Regions from separate parts of the Homo sapiens genome. Here region 1 is linked to region 2. A link is an interaction called in ENCODE POLR2A ChIA-PET data of the cell type or tissue named here. Cell type or tissue: MCF 10A. All regions are shown on one strand. Each heading gives the region's core, and the rest is flanking DNA. Links, peaks and the distances in the headings are about the cores only. Region 1 overlaps MARCHF10 (membrane associated ring-CH-type finger 10). Region 2 overlaps CYB561 (cytochrome b561).

Region 1 (8,948 bases), core at 1,790-6,789, 710 kb after region 2:
ACCCTGTCTCTACAAAAAATATATATGTTCTCTGGGTGTAATGACACATGTCTGTAGTCCCAGCTACTCTAGAGGCTGAGGCAGGAGTATCCCTTGAGCCCAGAAGGTCGAGTCTACAGTGAGCTGTGATCACTGCACTCCAGCCTGGGTGACAAAGTGAGGCCCTGTCTCTAAAAATATATATATATTTATATATTTATACATTTATATTTGTATATTTATACATATATATGTATATATATACACACATAGATTAAATATATTTTTAGTATATTTATATAATAAATATATATCATCTACATATAAATATATATATAATCTCTCTTTGTTACCCTCTTTTCAAAATTTTTTATTGCCCATCCTAATTTAATTACATTGTGATCTCAGAAAATACGAACAGTATTTTTTGTGCCCTAATACATATTCAATACTTATAAATATGCTATGGCATTAGAAAAGGTTGTACATTCTTTCTTCTCTCTTTGTTGGCATACATATATAAAATACATATGTTAAAATCCTTCAGGCCAGGCACAGTGGCTCACACCTATAATCCCAGCACTTTTAGAGGCCAAGGTGGGCAGATTCCTTGAGCTCAGGAATTCAAGACCAGCCTGGGCAACATGGCAAAACCCCGTCTCTACAAAAAAAAAATAAATAAATAACCTGGGGTGGTGGCGTGTGCCTGTGGTCCCAGCTACTTGAGAGGCTGAGGCAGGAGGATCACTTTGAGCCCAGGAGGTGGCAGAGGCTGCAGTGAGCCAAGATCTTGCCACTGCACTCCGGCCTGGACAATAGAGTGAGACCCCTGTCTTAAAAACAAACAAAAAAACCCTTCATACTTTATTCTTTTCCATTGAGTTTGTCAATTTCTGAAAGACATTGATTAAAATCCTTCACTCTGATTTGGATTTGCCCATTCTCCTTTGCATGTATAAGAATTTTGCTTTTATTTAGTGCATTAAAGCTCATGGCTGATCTCTTCTTGGTGGATCAATCAATATTTAGCTTTAGACTTTTAGCCTGAATTATATTTTGTCCATTAATATTGTTTCACCTGGAATTTTTTATTTCGTTAATCACATTTTTTTAAATCTCCAGAAATCCTCCTTATCTCTTGCTGTTCCTTTTACATAGCAGCTGCCAATATTCTCTGAATCCTCCTGAGAATTACCTCCTCCCTTCGTTAAACAATTCATTTCCTCTAGAGTCAGCTGACTTATTTTCCTTGTCCCCTCTCATTCATGCTGGTGGTTTCCACATGTGACAGGTGGCCCCCAGTTGTTTCATGAAGGAAGGAATGGGTGGTTTAGTAGAGAGAGGTGGCCAGCACGCTGTCCCCGGCAATTGTGTGCTTTTTCTCCTCTGAGATCCAGTTTCCTGAATGGGAGGTTTTGTGTAATTGAATGTCATTCGTGAACTTTTTGAAAAACTTTGACCTGTGGCCAGGCACAGTGGCTCACTCCCCACAGTCCCAGTACTTTGGGAGGCTGAGGCAGGATTGGTTGAGGCCAAAACTTTGAAACCAGTCCTGGCAACAATGGAGACCCTGTTTCTAAGAAAAAAAAAATTAAAATTAGCTGGGCATGGTGGCGTGCACCTGTGGTCACAGCTACTTGGGAGGCTGGAGTGGGAGGATCAGCTGAGCACAGGAGCTTGAGGTTGCAGTGAGCTATGATTGCCACTGGGCGACAGAGTGAGACCTGTCTCTAGCAAGACAAAAAACTTTGACCTTTATGGAGAGTTCCCTTTCTTTGGAATACAATGACAGAATGTTCCCCTGGGAGAGGCACTATGCCACCTGCTGCCTGCATCACAGGGTATCTGAAAGGGGGCAGCAGCTGGTCCCCTCGTGCTGAAGCAGTTCTTGAGCTCGTACCCTCATAATTGCCCCATCCCCTGCATTGGTGCAGCCCAAGCCTGGCATTTCCCTGGGTCTGCCCTTCCCTTCTCCATGCTTCTGTGAGAATGCCTTGGGTTGCCATTTCCTTTCCTCTCGTCAATATCATCATATCTTCATCGACTTTCCAAGAATTCCTCATTATTTCTGGCCTGCTTGTTTTCCAGCACTATTGTGGATTCATTCTATTTAATTTTCTTTTTTGGTCTTTTAAGAGATTTGTGTGGGAAAGGAGACTGATGGGGGTGCTTAGCCTGCTATCTTGAGCTAATCCTAAAAGCAGTCTCAATTCTATAAAACAGTATGTGCACAGGAGTAATACCAAAGGCTAGTACACCAAGCTATATATTTTTTTCTTTTTTTTTGAGACAAGGTCTCGCTGTGTTGCCCAGGCTGGGCTTGAACTCCTGAGCTCAAGCCATCCTCCTGCCTCGGCTTCCCAAAGTGCTAGGATTACAGGTGTGAGCCACTGCACCCGGCCAGACTCAACTATTAACAAGCAGTTACTTTGGGGTAATGATTTTATGCTTGATTCTCCTTTTCTTTTCTGTGCTTTTCTGTCTCTTCTTCACTTTTATTTGTTAAAAAAAATTTTTTTGCAAAGTAGGGTAGCCAGTGGATCCCCACCTATACCTTTGAGAAGATGGAGGACCTTAAGTTAAGAGTCAGATATTTATCAACCATAACAAGTTCACCACAGAGCCCTTCGTCCTCCTGTTGAGATCAGTGATCTTCAGACCTGCATGACCATCTTAACGTTCAGGTTCCTGGGCCCCAGATACTGAACCAGAACCTCTAAGGGTGGAGCCCAGGAATCTGTTTGTAAAATCTCTACCGGTGAACCTGATGGTCATTTATTTTCTATTGGAAACCACTGATTTAGAGCACTTGTTTCCAAATGCAAATCCCGTGTAGTTGCCTAAATTAAAAATCTTCTAGGCCAGGTGTGGTGGCTCACACCTGTAATCCCAGCACTTTTGAGAGACCAAGGCAGGCGGATCACCTGAGGTCAAGGGTTCGAGACCAGCCTGGCCAACATGGTGAAACCCTATCTCTACTAAAAATACAAAAATTAGCCAGGTGTGGTGGTGCACGCCTATAATCCCAGCTACTCGGGAGGCTGAGGCAGGAGAATCGCTTGAATCCGGCAGAGGTTGCAGAGAGCTGAGATCGAGCCACTGCACTCCAGCCTGGGTGACAGAGCAAGACTCCATCTCAAAACAAACAACAACAACAAAAAATAATCTTCTACCACTTTTCTGCCTACCTTCTCAAACTTGCAAGATCTCTCTCTAGTTTATCTTCACCAGTTGGAGCACTCACTCCCATGTACACATGTTCTTCCTGATTACTTACGAAAATATGGAAATTATGTTGAAATGTATTGAAGTCTGAATGTTGAAAATGTCTTTAAGTTATTGAGAATGTCCATAATGGAAAACTGTAATTCTGCTTCTTTACACTGAGCTGCCCTTTCATGGGGAAAAAAGTCTTTCAAGAAATTGAGCATATATTTCTCCATCCAGAGCAATGTCCATTTCTTCCTCTTTTGATTTTAGTCTCTAGCCAGTTTCCTTTCCTTGACCAGATGGCCCCCAGTCCCGTGAGGACTCTAAAGAAAAGAAAATAGCCTTAGGCTTCTTAAAACCTCCCAACATGAACATCGACCAGCTATTCTTCACTCACCATTTATTAGACACAAATATCTTTACTTACATTTTCGTTAGTTCTTATCTTCATCAGATTCCAGCCGCTTACATTCTGGAATGCTGATGTCATTTGTTGGCATGTGTGGTGTTATTCGGGAGATTGTGTCCAGGTTTATTGGTTCATCATCCACCTAAACCAACATCTATTAAGTGAACTCTGTGCACAACACCTTGCCAGACACTAGATGTACTTTACAGTTTGCAGAACAGGTTCCTCATTGTCACACGTAGCCAGCCTGGCCACAGCCCTAGGAAGTAGGTGGCAGTGGTGTTATCACCATGACCCTCATTGTACAGATGAGGAAACAGGGTCTTGGGAAGATTAAGGAACTTATCCAAAGTCACACAACTCACAAGTTTCAGAGGCTGGCCTCAAACCCAGGCCCCCTGACCACGAATCCCATGCACTCACCAGTATGCCACCCCCACCAACTTCCTGGCAGGGAGAGGGGCTCCTGGCCTTGACTCCAGTTTGAAAATGATTCTGTAGCCATTTCCCTTTACCTCTTGATTTATGGTGGCAGTGCTGGTCCTCCATGTCAGCTCACACGTATTGACAATTGCAAAGAAGCCTGTTACAAGAATTTGTGCCTCAGCCAGGCCCAGGGGCTCACACCTGTAATCCCAGCACTTTGGGAGGCCAAGGCATGTGGATCGCTTCAGCCCAGGAGTTCAAGACCAGTCTGGGCAACATCGTGAGACTCCATCTCTACAAAATAATTTTTAAAATAGCCAGGTGTGGTGGCATGCACCTGTAATCCAGCTACTTGGGAGGCTGAAGTGGGAGGATCACCAGAGCCTGAGGAGGTTGAGGCTGCAGTGGGCCAATATTGTGCCACTGCACTCCGGCCTGGGCAACGGAGTGAGACTCTGTTTCAAAAAAAAAGAGAGAATTTGTGCCTGTGTTATCAAAAATCATCTCACTAGGGTCAGAGGGGGCAGCGGGTGAGTACCAGGAGCCCTCTTCCTTCTCTGTCAATGCTCTGGGAACTGGTATTTGTAGAAACTGCAAACGTGTAGCCTCCTGGTCACGAGGGCTTGTTTTCACATTTAGTCTCCTGGAGGAGGACTCCGAGGAGGAGGGAGACTTGTGTCGCATCTGTCAGATAGCCGGGGGTTCCCCAAGCAACCCCCTCCTGGAGCCTTGCGGCTGTGTGGGAAGCCTGCAGTTTGTTCATCAAGAGTGCCTGAAAAAGTGGCTGAAAGTGAAAATAACATCAGGTAGGTGGGGAAGGAAGTGCAGTGAACGTGCCACGACATGTAATTAACATGAGGCACCACGGTGTGGGCCCCGGAGCCTTGTCATCAGCTCACTCTCCTCCGCAGAACAGCGACTCAGGGACACGTGGCTGAGCTCCAGATCCTTGCTCATAAAAGCTGTCTTTAAACTATGGGAGGGAGTTGGGGGTTTTTTGTTTGTTTTTGTTTTGGTTTGTTTTTTGTTTTTTGCTTTTATCTGAGAGAAGACTCCTGGGAACAAATGCTATTGAATTCTACCTCTGCTTGAGGCCTGAGCAGAGATGCTAAGATCGCCTCTCAGGAGGAAGGAAATAGAAGTGGGTCAGCGGTGGAAGCTCAGCAGACACACAGTAGCCGTGCCCAGCTAGCAGACACCCAGCAAAATACTTCAGAAGGTCCCTCATGAGAGACCCCCAGCACACACATCCTACTTCCTTTTATTTGGGGGTCACCTAAGAAACTAAACAAAGCTGCCTTTTAGCAATAGGGATAAGAGTGCTGATCTGATTGTCTAGAACCATATTAGATAAAGAAATTTCCATGTGCTGATTTTGTCAGCTCCCTAGCATCTTATAACTGGGTGTGCGGCACCTTCTCAACTCCCTGAGCAGGTTATAACCTAAATACAACCACATCGGTAGGTCGGCTGTAGTTTTCTGGGCAGAGAACAGAAGGTTTCTTTAAAGCATGGCTTTAGGAATGAGATCAACTTTAAGCAAAAAAAAAAAAAAAATGCATGGAACATCAGTGCAAAGAGCAACTTGATCAGAAAATAGCTGCGGCTTCTTTCAGACACACATCTCTGAAAACATATCCCCCCACAGCCAGATCCTATTTCTCCCCGTCTTCCATATCCTTCTCCTTAGCCGTCACTATCCAGGCTGCAGGGAGACTTAGAGCTTTACCCTGTCCCCATGAGGTGTTGCCACGCCCCCTCACCAAGGACAGCACACCATGGAATCAGAGAATGAACACGTGGGGTAATCATATTACTGTGTCATCCATGGAGCCCGTTTTATGCAACTTCCCTAGCATAAGAAATATAAGTCCACTGATCAAGATGCTTAAACGCATATCCATATAACGAGCAAAATATTCAGTCCTTCAGAGAGGGAAGAAAACGAGTAGATTTTGGTTGCTAACGACTCTGCCATGCAATCCTTTATCTTCCTAGAAATTTGGGCCAATTAAACATCTAACACAGAAAAAGTTACCTGTGAAACATGTCATGAAAATGCTGCTATGCTCATAAATGTCAACGCTTGTATGGGTGTGTTCAGTAGGATTCGATCGGAAGACTCATGGGACATTTGGTAGCCTAAAGCGTTACTGAATGACGCTAAAAAAAAAAAAAAAAAAAGTCAAGCGAACAAAATGCAGATAAGGGATTACTTCCTGTTCATCCTTGCCCTTTGAAAGTCTCTATTATTTACTGTTTCTTTATATCCCCAGTGGGGAAATAGAATGGAGGTATGAAACTGCACAAGCCCTATTTTTACCAAATACATGCAGGTAACTAATAGGTCTTTTATTTTCTAATGCATAAAATAAACACCAGTACATCATTAGTCAAAAGCCGCAACTAAGGGGGAGAAACTGTCTGGCAGAATGTTTGCTTAGACATAACAGCCCAGCTCTGCATCCTCCACTTTTGCATTGGGGAATAGGATAAAAATGCTGATCTAGAATGCCTGTTTTTATAAAAACAGCAACAAAGGAAGCCTTCTCATATTCCTTTTCCCCGATGAGTCTGAGCTCAGGCTGATGAGCTGGCCCTGGGTACTACTGTAACTAGTACCCACACCTGGCCCCTCGCTCCCTCACTGTTCTCAGGTGGCAATGTTACCTGGGCAGGAGTAAAGGCAGATTTTTAAGCCATTGATCGAGAATAGCTTCTGCCATCTATTTTGGTCCTCACTAATTTATTTACTTGGACCTGTGTTGGGTCTACAATAAAAAAAAAAAAAGCTGAATAGTCACTCTTTTTACAAACACCTGTGTTACAGACTCTTAGCCTCTGTGCAGCAATTCCAAGTTTATGAACCATCCTGTTTATATTTAAATAGAAAGCAAGATCTGCTATTTAAAAGTCGTGGGAATTTCACTTCTATGAAGCTTGCATAATAGATGACTACAAAGGAAATTTTTCAGCTCTCAGATTCAAGGTCATTTTCTACAGAAGATGGCTGGCTTTAAAGGAAGGTCACTGAAGCTCAGAATTCATAACACACACAAGTTCACTCCCCAAATATCACCTGTCCAAAGTGCTAACACAAACAGACCCATGGTTATATGTACATATAATTCTTTATCCAATTTAAGGAGCAGATCTTGGTGCCGTGAAGACCTGTGAGATGTGTAAGCAAGGCCTGCTGGTTGACCTGGGTGACTTTAACATGATTGAGTTCTACCAGAAGCACCAGCAATCTCAGGTAAGAAATGTGGCCACTCTGCCTCCACAGGTTAAAGTATGTTAGAGGGGCAGGGCGAGAAGACATTCCCCTTCCCTGATCTAAGAAATGTAGAAGGTCTCTGCTGGCAGGAGTCTGACAATATCCATTTAGCTTACTTCTCTGAGAAGACCTGCCACTAAATTAGAGTATTAGAGAGTTGAAAAGCCTTTTTTTTTTTTTTTTTTTTTTGAGACAGAGTCTCACTCTGTCGCCCAGGCGGGAATGCAGTGGCACAATCTCACTGCAAACTCTGCCTCACAGGTTCAAGCGATCCTCCCACCTCAGCCTCCTGAGTAGCTGGGATTACAGGCGTGTGCCACCACACCCACCTAATTTTTGTATTTTTAGTAGAGATGGGGTTTCTCCATGTTGGCCAGCTTGGTCTCGAACTCCTGATCTCAAGTGATCTGTCTGCCTCCACCTCCCAGAGTGCTACAATTACAGGTGTGAGCCACTACACCTGGCCGAGAGTTGGAAGTCTTATTTGTCCTGGGTTGAGTTTGCCCTGCTGTTGGGAACAAAAGTAAGAAGCTTCAGTGGGCAACTGGACACAGAAAAATACCAAAAAATTCTGGCAAGCTCCACACCCACGTTTGCAGAAGTAATTTAATAACAAGAGAAAAAAAAATCAGGGTCTTGGAGGAAATGGTCCCTAATTTAAATACCAAGTAACCCTGGGATAAGAAGGAACTGCTTTACCTACATACAGCTAATGAACATGAGGTAAATGCCTACTGGCTGATCTTTATCACCTAGTGAATTAACTCTCCTAGGGTATTTGGACTGCATTTCTAATATTGTAAAAAAGTTAGTTACCCTCAAGTGGGAAGTTGATTTGTGCCTGAGATAACAGTTAATCACCCAATTCTCAGGCAAACAGTCTTCCATTTAGAACTATTAGGTTGGTGCAAAAGTAATTGCAGTTTTGCCACTTTTGTTGGCAATATCCACAATTACTTTTGCACCAACCTAATACTATTTTGTTCAATATAGAAGTCACAAGCCACTTGTGGCTAATGAACAGGTGGCTTGTTCTAATCAACATATCCTGTAAGTGTCACATACACACCAAATTTCAAAGACACAGTACCAAAAAAAAAAAGGGGGGTAATATATCACCTAATTTTAAACACCAAGTTTCAAAGACTTAGTACACTTTCCAGTTCAGTATGTAAAGAGTTTGAAGTTGTCACTTCGTTTTAACAACAAGTAAAAAGCTTTAAAAAGTGCAAAATCAACAACCCTTCTTAGATCCATAAGAGAAGTGAAGTCACAGAGCAAATCACTGCCCCTAAAATTGGAAAGACAGGCAGATAGAATCACTAATCCCAGCACTTTGGGAGGCCAAGGTGGGCGGATCACTTGAAGTCAGGAGTTTGAGACCAGCGTGGCCAACACAGCGAAACCCCCATCTCTACTAAAAATACAAAAATTAGCTGGGCGTGGTGGCGCATGCCTGTAATCTCAGCTACTCAGGAGGCTGAGGCTTGAGAATCGCTTGAACCTGGGAGCCAGAGGTTGCAGTGAGCCGAGATCGCACCACTGCACTCCAGCCTGGGCGACAGAGTGAGACTCCATCTCAAAAAAAAAAAAAAAAAAAAAAAAATCACAACTTACCGGAGCAGAGACTCCTGAGCAGAAAGCTCT
Region 2 (8,824 bases), core at 3,825-8,824:
ACCCCTTCCCTCTTGCCTTCGGTCAGGGCCTGCTGTCTTGCACGCACCAGTGCTTAGTGCCATGGTGGAACCGAGGCGGGGAGGACGCAGGAGGACTGGCACAGGAGGGGGGGCACCGCCCGGGAGCTTCCCCTGCGTCAAAGCAGCTTCCTCAGTGAGCTCCAACACAGACCCTTGCTGGCCTCAGTCTCTGGAAAGACTGACAGCACCACCCTAGTTCCTGGGCCTTGGAAAGGCCAAAGCCACGAGCAGGCAGCCACTGTTCGGCAGGAGAGCTAGAGATGCTATTGCCCACAGACATCAAAGCAGGGGTGCCGTCTTCCGTGTGCATGCTGGGACGGGTCTTGGAGGCCCAGATTAGCTCCTGGCTTGAACTTGTACCACCCTTACCTGAAAATTGGGTCTGTACCAAAGCTCATCTGCACGCCCCTTTAGGGCAGGGACCAGGCCCCCTCTGTGTGGCCCTAGCACCTGGCCAAGTGCAGGTGGCTGCGGGTTGAGTTGAGCTGCTATTTGCTGATGGGAATTTGGGGGCCTGTCGCTTGTCCTCTTTGAGCCTCCATTTCCTGGCCTGTCAAATTGGGGCAATGCTCCTGTTATCCACACAGTGTCATTTAAGGGTGACATTAGAGATGGCATGAAGTGCCCAGCACAGAGCAGGTGCTCACAGGCTGTTGGGTCCCCACCCTACTGACACACCAAGCACACGTCTGCCCTGCCATGGTGGGGAGCAAACAATGTTATGGTTCCGACTCCCCGGGAGGCCAGGCCGGGCATTTCACTGTAGGATGTTGAAGCCGCAGGCAGTCGTCGCTGCGAGAAGAGAGCCTGGCTCTGATGTCCACTGTCTTCCAGGGAGCCTGGTGGGAAGGAAGGAGTGGGCAGCGGCCCCTCGCTCTGCGGGCCTCTCCTGCCCTTTGTACTCCACGAGGTGTGAGGAAGTTGCCGGGTCACCCAGCAGAGGGAGAGGTGATGTCCCCTCTGTTCTTCCTAATTTGTAGCTAATCAGATTCTGCCTGCAGCCAGGCTCTCTGGGGATGAATCTAATAAAGGAGGCGGCGACCTGGAGAGGAGGACAGACAACAAGTGACCAGGGGGGACAGCACTTCTTTCAGTACATTTTCCTGTTAGACTCGGGGTATTAGAGACCCAAAGATACCCAAGGAGGAGTGAGAGCGTCCCTGCCTTCGAGGAGCAGACAGGGCACCGCGAGGGTAAGGAGGCTCCGGGAGAGCCTGGGGACAGAGTGATCTGCGCACCGCGGTGCCTGAGGAGTGGAGGCAGGGGTGTGGGCCCACAGCAGGGAGCCAGGCTGGGCCATGTCCTTGGATTCTGTGAGCCCAGGCGTCTCCTCTAGAGGGCCTAGCAGGAACAGTGGGGGCTGCAGATGGAAACGGGCAGGATCATGCCATGCAGTTGGCATTTCACTGGCACTCGGGGGCACTTACGCAGGGGACAGCATGATGTTGGGAGCTGGCTTTGTCCCTGGCATGTCTGTCACGTTGAAGAGGGAGAAGCTGCAGGCCCTGACTTGGGTGGGGCAGTGAGGATGCTCAGGAGGGAAGTGAGGGGAGGGGTGCCAGCATGCGGCGGCCTGGGCAGCCTTCTGTGGAGGAGCTGAGGTGTCACCTGGGCCCGGAAGAAGGGCAGCCCTGCTAGCTAGTGGGGAGGGCATGAGAGAACTTGGCGACGATGGGAGAGAAGGTGACTTGGGACGAGCTGGGTTTGAAGCGTCTGTGGGATGTCCAGGTAGAGATGAGTAGTGAACCGTCAGAAATGGGGCTTGAATTTGGGGTGGCGGGGACAGAACTGATACCCGTGTAGGTGACAGATAAGGACAGAGGCAGGAGTTCCAAAAATAGGATTTATTGTTGGCTGGGGCTTCTGGAATCCCGTATTCCCGTCCACCCTGGGAATGTGGATTGGAGCTATGTTTCTGGGAGATGATTTGATGGAATGTGTCAGAAGTCTAAAACAGAACCTAGCCCTTGTTTCAGGATTCCCTGCAGAGAAGTTTGCAGATGACCACATCCTGTTGTTTATTTGGTGGAAAACTGAAATCGAAAGCTAGCTAAATGCTGAACAATGGGAACTAGTTGGCTAAAAAATGGCCGTGCAATGCAAGAGTGTGAGGTTACGAAAATGATGATGTGGGCGCGTATCCATTGACACAAACATCCATGTGTGCTACGCCCTCAGTTAAAAAGCAGGTTAGAAAATGGAATAAATGATCCTGCTTCTATAAAAGGATGCATATGTGTTTTAGGAAGAAGGTGTGTGAGGATATAGATCAAATTCTGATGGCCTGTCATTTTACCTTTTTTGCTGATCCATATTCTACTGCAGTGCGTGTGGATTATTAGCACACACACACACCCTTTTTTTTTTAATTAAAAAAAATTTTTTTTGAGACAGAGTCTCATTCTGTCACCCAGGCTGGAATGCAGTGGTGCGATCTTGGCCCACTGCAAACTCTGCCTCCTGAGCTCAAGGGATTCTAGTGCCTCAGCCTCCCAAGTAGCTGGGATTACAGGTGTGAGCCACCATGCCCGGCTAATTTTTATATTTTTAGTAGAGATAGGGTTTCACCATGTTGTGGCTGGTCTTGAACTCCTGGCCTCAGGTGATCCACTCGCCTTGGCCTCCCCAGGTGCTGGGATTATAGGTGTGAGCCATCGCACCCGGCCCACACACACACCCCCCCTTTAATGGTGGAGTTGCCAACAGTTGTCCGATGTGGCAGAGAGAACTGGGGAGCAGAGAAGGAGCCCATCACTGGGAGGGACTGAAAACCAGCTCCTGGGCACTGCAGGGCAGAGCGTGTGCCGGGTGTGAAGGGGGTCAGTGCCCCTGTGCTGGCCACTGTCCCCCTAGTTCTGATACAGTTGCTGCCAGGAGAGGCTGGACCGTGGCAAGGGGCCAGTGGGGAACCGGGGCGGGATGGGGGGCAGCAGCAGTGCTCTGGGGTCTGCTTGTGGTGGCCATGGTGGTGGCAGTTGCAGTGGCAACTGTGGGCCATGGCAGCACTTTTCCGTGGCGCACAGGCCGCTGCCGGGTGAGGGGAGAGCCCCGCTTGTTCTCCTCCTGCCGCCTCTCCTCCCATCCCCAGCTGCTGGGTGCTCTCCGGCCGGCATGAAGCTGTGCAGGCACTGGGCACTCCCTTGGGCTCTTAGCGGGGCCTTCTCATTGCTGCTTCGCTAGGAACCACCCGCTCTCCTTTCCTCCTGGAGGGCCACGTGGGGCCGAGCACCTGGGACAGCCGTGCTGAGCTCTACCCGGCCCCTTCGCAGGCCTCGTTTCTGGGGGCCTTCAGTTTTGGAAACCTCCCTGAGGGCCCCTCTAGAGTGCGGGTCCGCCCCGCCCCTGGTGTGGAGGGGAAGTGCCCTGTCCCTGTGTGCTGACAGGTCCCTGTGTGCAGCATGGTCGGGGCACTTCTACTCTGCAGGCGCGGCCGGGCGGGGAGCGGGGTGGGGGGCGGGCGGGGGCGTGGGGGGAGCGGGGCTGGCTCTCCTGGGTGTGGGGTGGGGAGGCCTCCTCATCGCCAGCATGGAGTTAAAAACCAGGATGGGGGAGGGAGACTTCCCATTTCTCCCGAGATGTACTTCATGACGCGTCTGGAGAAAAGGTGTGACCAGCCCCTTCCTTCCCGTCAAGGAGCGCGCTTGCCTGTGTAACTCACCTGTAAAGCCCACCCAGGGAAGGCCAGGGCCTCATGAAACAGAAAACAAAGCCGGGCACTGGGCCCTTGAGCTCACTAGAATTTGGGGTATCTTTCCTTGCACCCTCACCGCATATGGAACTCCTGGCGTCGTGTCCCAGGTCACGCCTGTCCCCGTGGGGAGGCTGGGCCCCTCCCCCCAGCCACTCCCGAGACTTGAGACCTCTGCCTCAGGACGATGGGTGGGAAGGGGCTTGCGGGTAGGAGAGCGAGCGCTGCTTCCAGCGGGAGCCTCGGGGGAGGGTGGCGGGGCCGCCGTGGGAGGAGCCGCGCCGCATCTCAGGCGCAGTCTCTAGGGGCTGTGCGCATCCGTGGGGGGGACATGCGCATCTCAGGGGGGCTGCTCGCATCTGGGGGTGCTGTGTGCATCTCGGGGGGGCTGTGCCCATCTAGCGGGGTGGCTGTGCGCATCTGGAGGGGGCTGTGCGCAACCCGGGGGGGGTGTTGCGCGCATCTAGCAGGGGCGGCTGTGCGCATTTCGGGGGGGGCTGTGCATATCTGGGGGGACCGTGCTTATCTCCGGGGGCGGCTGTGCGCATCTTGAGGGGTGTGTACATCTCGGGGGGCCTGTGCGCATCTTGGGGGGCTGTGTGCATCCGCGGGGGCTGTGCGCATCTCGGGGTGCTGTGCGCTGCTCCTCTGAGCTCTGCTCTTTCTTGCAGCGTTTGCCTCAGCATGGAGGGCGGGGCCGCGGCAGCCACCCCCACAGCACTGCCTTACTACGTGGCCTTCTCCCAGCTGCTGGGCCTGACCTTGGTGGCCATGACCGGCGCGTGGCTCGGGCTGTACCGAGGCGGCATTGCCTGGGAGAGCGACCTGCAGTTCAACGCGCACCCCCTCTGCATGGTCATAGGCCTGATCTTCCTGCAGGGAAATGGTGAGTCCCATGGGCCGCTCCTCTTTTCCCGGGCTTGTGGGGGTCCCTGAGAGGCAGTTTGCAGGGGTCTTGTCACCCCTGCGGTCTCTTCTGGTTGGACAAATCTAAGATTCTAGAAAAGACAGAGACAGAAGCTGGTTCAGAGCCTGGGGAGATGGAATCCAAACCCAGGCTCTGAGGTTGGTGAGTGGCAGCTCCTCTCCAGCCTGGTCCAGCATTTTCACCTCGTTTCCACACACAGCATCCAAGGCGGGCACTTCTTGCAGCAGAGGGAAAGGAATGAGGCTCCGAGCCAGGCCCTGCTGCAGGGGTGGTTTGAATTGAGGGAAAAAAAGTAATCATATGTGAGAGTTTGTATGCGTGCGTGCGTGCGCGCGCATGTGTGTTGTTGGTCTTGGACTTGGCAGAGCTAGAGCGCCTCCCCCTGGGGCAGGAGCAAGGCAGTGCTTGGCCTCCACCTGCCTCCAGGCCAGGGATCCAGGAAGCGGGATCTGCATCCGGTTGACCCGCTCTTCCTAGAGGTGGTCCTGGTGACAGCCATTCCTGAGCAGCAGAAAGCTAAGAGGCATTCCTCACGTGACCTGGCCTTGCCCACCTCTTCTGGACGCGGGAGATCAGGCTGGGATCACAAGGTTCTGCTTGGGAGCCAGGCGCCTGCTTGCTAGGAGTAGGACCATCTGCCCAGGCTTAGGTGGGGGCCTGTGTGAGGAGCCACGTGGCTAACAGGTGAACTCAGAGGCTGCTTGTTGCCTCAGTGTGACCAACAGTGGACCTCAAACACAGCCTGGAATTTGCAGGACACCTGACAAGAAGGTGGGTGGAGGGGGGCGTCTGCTGGGCCGGGCAGCTCCTTTAGGTGGGGACGAGGGCAGAGGCGCTGCCTTCACTGCCTGTCCTGGTGGTGGGGACTGTGGTGCAGCCTCCGGCCCTGCCCTCTTTGTGCACAGCTGGGGGAGGTTGGAGGGTGGGGGAGGGGTGTTAAGGTGCACACAGCCCTAGGTGCCCTCAGAGAAGGCCAGGAGCTGCCCAGGGTCCCCAGGGAACCTGGCTTTCTCCTCCGGTTCCTGCAGCTAGGCTCCTGTTACAAGCCGTCAGCTCACATCACCTCTCCACCAAGGTGCCTCCTTGCTGCTGGGGCAGGAGGCCTCACGCACAGGCGGATGCACTCACGTTCCCTCTCTCACCTCCCACAGCCCTGCTGGTTTACCGTGTCTTCAGGAACGAAGCTAAACGCACCACCAAGGTCCTGCACGGGCTGCTGCACATCTTTGCGCTCGTCATCGCCCTGGTTGGTGAGTTCCCGGGCGCGGCCTTCCCCGCCACCTGCCTGCCTCTTCAGGTATGGCAAACAGCCGCTTCACCTGCTCTGTTCCCTCCCCAGAGCTGTGATGGGCCCGCCCCCACCCCAAACATCCCCTGCAGGGCCACTAGGTGCTGGCAGCCCTCGAGCTGGGACTAAAGCCCAGAAGTCCCGCTAGCTGGTTCCCCTGGGTCATCTTACACCTTCCTTTTCCACATCCAACCCTGTCCTCATATGACCTGTCTCTGGCCCAGGCTTGGTGGCGGTGTTCGACTACCACAGGAAGAAGGGCTACGCTGACCTGTACAGCCTACACAGCTGGTGCGGGATCCTTGTCTTTGTCCTGTACTTTGTGCAGGTGAGTCCTTCCAACACCCCGGGCCTGGGGCCACCTACCAGGGAGGTGGGAGGAGGAGGGGAGCTGGGCTGAAATGTACCTCATGGAAGGGCCTGATTTCTGGGGTGTGTGCAGGTGAGAGAGCTGCCTTCCCAGGCCTGTGCGGGTGCAAAGCTAGGATTGGCGGCCAAGGGTGCCCAGCTCCCAGGCGCCCCATGGCTGACTCAGCACTTTTGGCCACAAGCCCAGCTTTCTGAGTGTGCCAAGGCCTCAAGCGTTGGGGGACCGGTCCCTTGTCCCTAAGCGCTTAGTGCTCCTCCCACCACTGTGCTGAGGAGGAAGGAAACCAGGCAGGGCTGAGGGGCTCACAGTCGCCACGTGGGCACGTGGGTGTGGGCCTGGCCGACCTCGGCTGCTGGGGTGTCCGGCCGCCCTGTCCCGGAACCGTCTCCTTTCAAATCCTAGTGGCTGGTGGGCTTCAGCTTCTTCCTGTTCCCCGGAGCTTCATTCTCCCTGCGGAGCCGCTACCGCCCACAGCACATCTTCTTTGGTGCTACCATCTTCCTCCTTTCCGTGGGCACCGCCCTGCTGGGCCTGAAGGAGGCACTGCTGTTCAACCTCGGGTGAGTGTCCTGGGTGGGAGAGGGCAGGGCCTGGGCCACCCTTGCACAGACCTCACCCTGCCTTCAGCTTCCCCAGCTGTGGCTTCCTGAGCCGCCTCTCGTGGCGTCACAACTGGTGGCTGTAGTTATGCTTGCTAAGATTTGGGTGCTTGGGGCTTGGCTTTGGTTAGCTTTCTTGATTTTACCCTTTCAAAGAAACTTCTGGGCTATGGGCACCCTATTTATTCCCACCACGCAGCAGGATCTGCAGGACAACTGCTTAGAGCTAGAATATTGATCTAGGTTTTTACATTGCCCATCTCTTTTTGTCTGTGAGCCATAGCTGGAGATTGCTGGTTGGGGGCGGGGGGATGGTTGTTCTCTTCAGGCAGGGCAGGGAGGCAGGGGCTGGTGCTGGAATCCCCATGGCATCTTTAAGGCCCAGGATACAAAGGGCATTTGGCCTAATTGTGACCCCTTGGGCAGCTTCTCCCTTCCTCTCACCCCTGCAGGGGCAAGTATAGCGCATTTGAGCCCGAGGGTGTCCTGGCCAACGTGCTGGGCCTGCTGCTGGCCTGCTTCGGTGGGGCGGTGCTCTACATCTTGACCCGGGCCGACTGGAAGCGGCCTTCCCAGGCGGAAGAGCAGGCCCTCTCCATGGACTTCAAGACGCTGACGGAGGGAGATAGCCCCGGCTCCCAGTGATGCGCCCGGCCGGCCCTGGGGGTTCGCGGGGTGTCTTCTTGCCTGCCCCTGCTGAGGCGTCTTCAGGACTGCAGGCTCCGGAGAGTGGCTCTGGCAGCAGGCGGGCGCGTGGGTGCAGCTGCATCTGTTTGAGTGCTGCTTTCTGGGGTCAGGTCTCCGCCTCCTCTGCTTCTCCTTTCTCCGCTGCTATAGACCAGTTCATTGTGTGTGGCTCCCGTGTCTCTGTTGCCCCCTTCAGTGCAGAAGGCTTTGGGTAGGACTTCGGGTGTTCGGTCCTGGTCGCAGAGCACAGATCTTTAAAGAAGCGAGAGAGGAGGCCCCACCCTCCTGGCAGCAGATGCCTGGGGCAAGGCCAGGGGAAACTGGGGGGGCCTCAGGGACAGGCCTGGAAAGGCCACGATGGCTGCTGAATTCAAACAAGGAGTCCCTCCAGCCTGAATAACACGTGGCACAAATGGGCCCGGCCTTTGGCAGAGGAGCAAGTGATATGATGTGTAAAGTATGTTGGTGGTGAAAGCAAGGTTCCCCAGGAGAGGGGAGGGACTGGCCCCTGGGAAGCTCTGAGATGAGGCTGTGGCCCAGCTGTAGTCCTGACCTTCCTCTTCTTTAACCCTTTAGCCCTAGGATGGCTTTGGTGGGAGAGGGGATAGAAGCCCATGACTTCAGACAGACTTTCTCTTGGCAGATGCAGGCGGGCCTCCTCCCAGGCTGCTCCAGACATGGGGGTTGGGGATGGGGGGCACCTTGCAGCCCCTTCCTGCTGGGGCTCCCTCCTTGTAGCACCCCCCTTGCGGCTCAGCTCTGGTTTCCTCTCCCAGGCTCACCCAGGCTCTGCTCAGGCTGGGAGGCAGAGGGCACAAACCTTATAATTTTTTAAATGAAAAACCGCTGCTGCTGGCTGTGGCTAGAGCCCCCTGGGGCTGCTGGAGCTGCTGCCTCTGTTCTGGAGGACGAGCCTTCTCCTTATCTGCTGCCCATCTTTCCAGGAAGTCAGGATGGAGTCAGAACAACTACAGTCATCCCCCGTGGTGTCTGCACATCACTCCAGCCCCATAAAGAGTGTCATGTTAGCTGAGTCACCATTTGGCTTCGGCCTGGAAATAGTGTGATTAGAACACTGATCGTGTGCGAGGCCAGGAGATCAAGACCATCCTGACTAACAAACACAGTGAAACCCCGTCTCTACTAAAAATACAAAAAAATTAGCCAGGCGTGGTGGTGGGCGCCTGTAGTCCCAGCTACTTGGGAGGCTGAGGCAGGAGAATGGTGTGAACCCGGGAGATGG

What was found. Peaks named below come from ENCODE experiments on the same cell type or tissue, not always from the same donor. Only the 100,000 strongest peaks of a DNase experiment are listed, where the experiment ranks them.
Region 1: POLR2A ChIA-PET joins it to region 2 with 7 read pairs; 3 of 35 experiments call an interaction of 5 or more read pairs at or near these places.

Annotation. Positions count from the first base shown.
Region 1 is chr17:62,720,820-62,729,767 of GRCh38, reverse strand. MARCHF10 (membrane associated ring-CH-type finger 10) reads left to right here. Exons shown (of 11, transcript NM_152598.4): 7 at 4,664-4,830; 8 at 7,171-7,280. All of the region lies in intron 2 of MARCHF10-AS1 (MARCHF10 antisense RNA 1), which reads right to left. Among named protein-coding and RNA genes, the nearest start is that of MARCHF10-AS1, 19 kb to the right of the region's middle. RefSeq lists an enhancer at 4,760-4,839. In MCF 10A, for the core only: no CTCF peak of the experiment used is centred there; a DNase peak (open chromatin) is centred at 4,887.
Region 2 is chr17:63,433,117-63,441,940 of GRCh38, reverse strand. It overlaps CYB561 (cytochrome b561), which reads left to right. Exons shown (of 6, transcript NM_001915.4): 2 at 4,381-4,595; 3 at 5,789-5,887; 4 at 6,150-6,253; 5 at 6,698-6,855; 6 at 7,347-8,824. The coding sequence starts at 4,394. The coding sequence ends at 7,539. Among named protein-coding and RNA genes, the nearest start is that of CYB561, 8.8 kb to the left of the region's middle. RefSeq lists enhancers at 3,554-4,468, 4,879-5,173, 4,469-5,383 and a silencer at 6,693-6,860. In MCF 10A, for the core only: CTCF peaks have their summits at 5,758, 5,960 and 6,845 (motif pointing right); DNase peaks (open chromatin) are centred at 6,460, 8,030 and 8,590.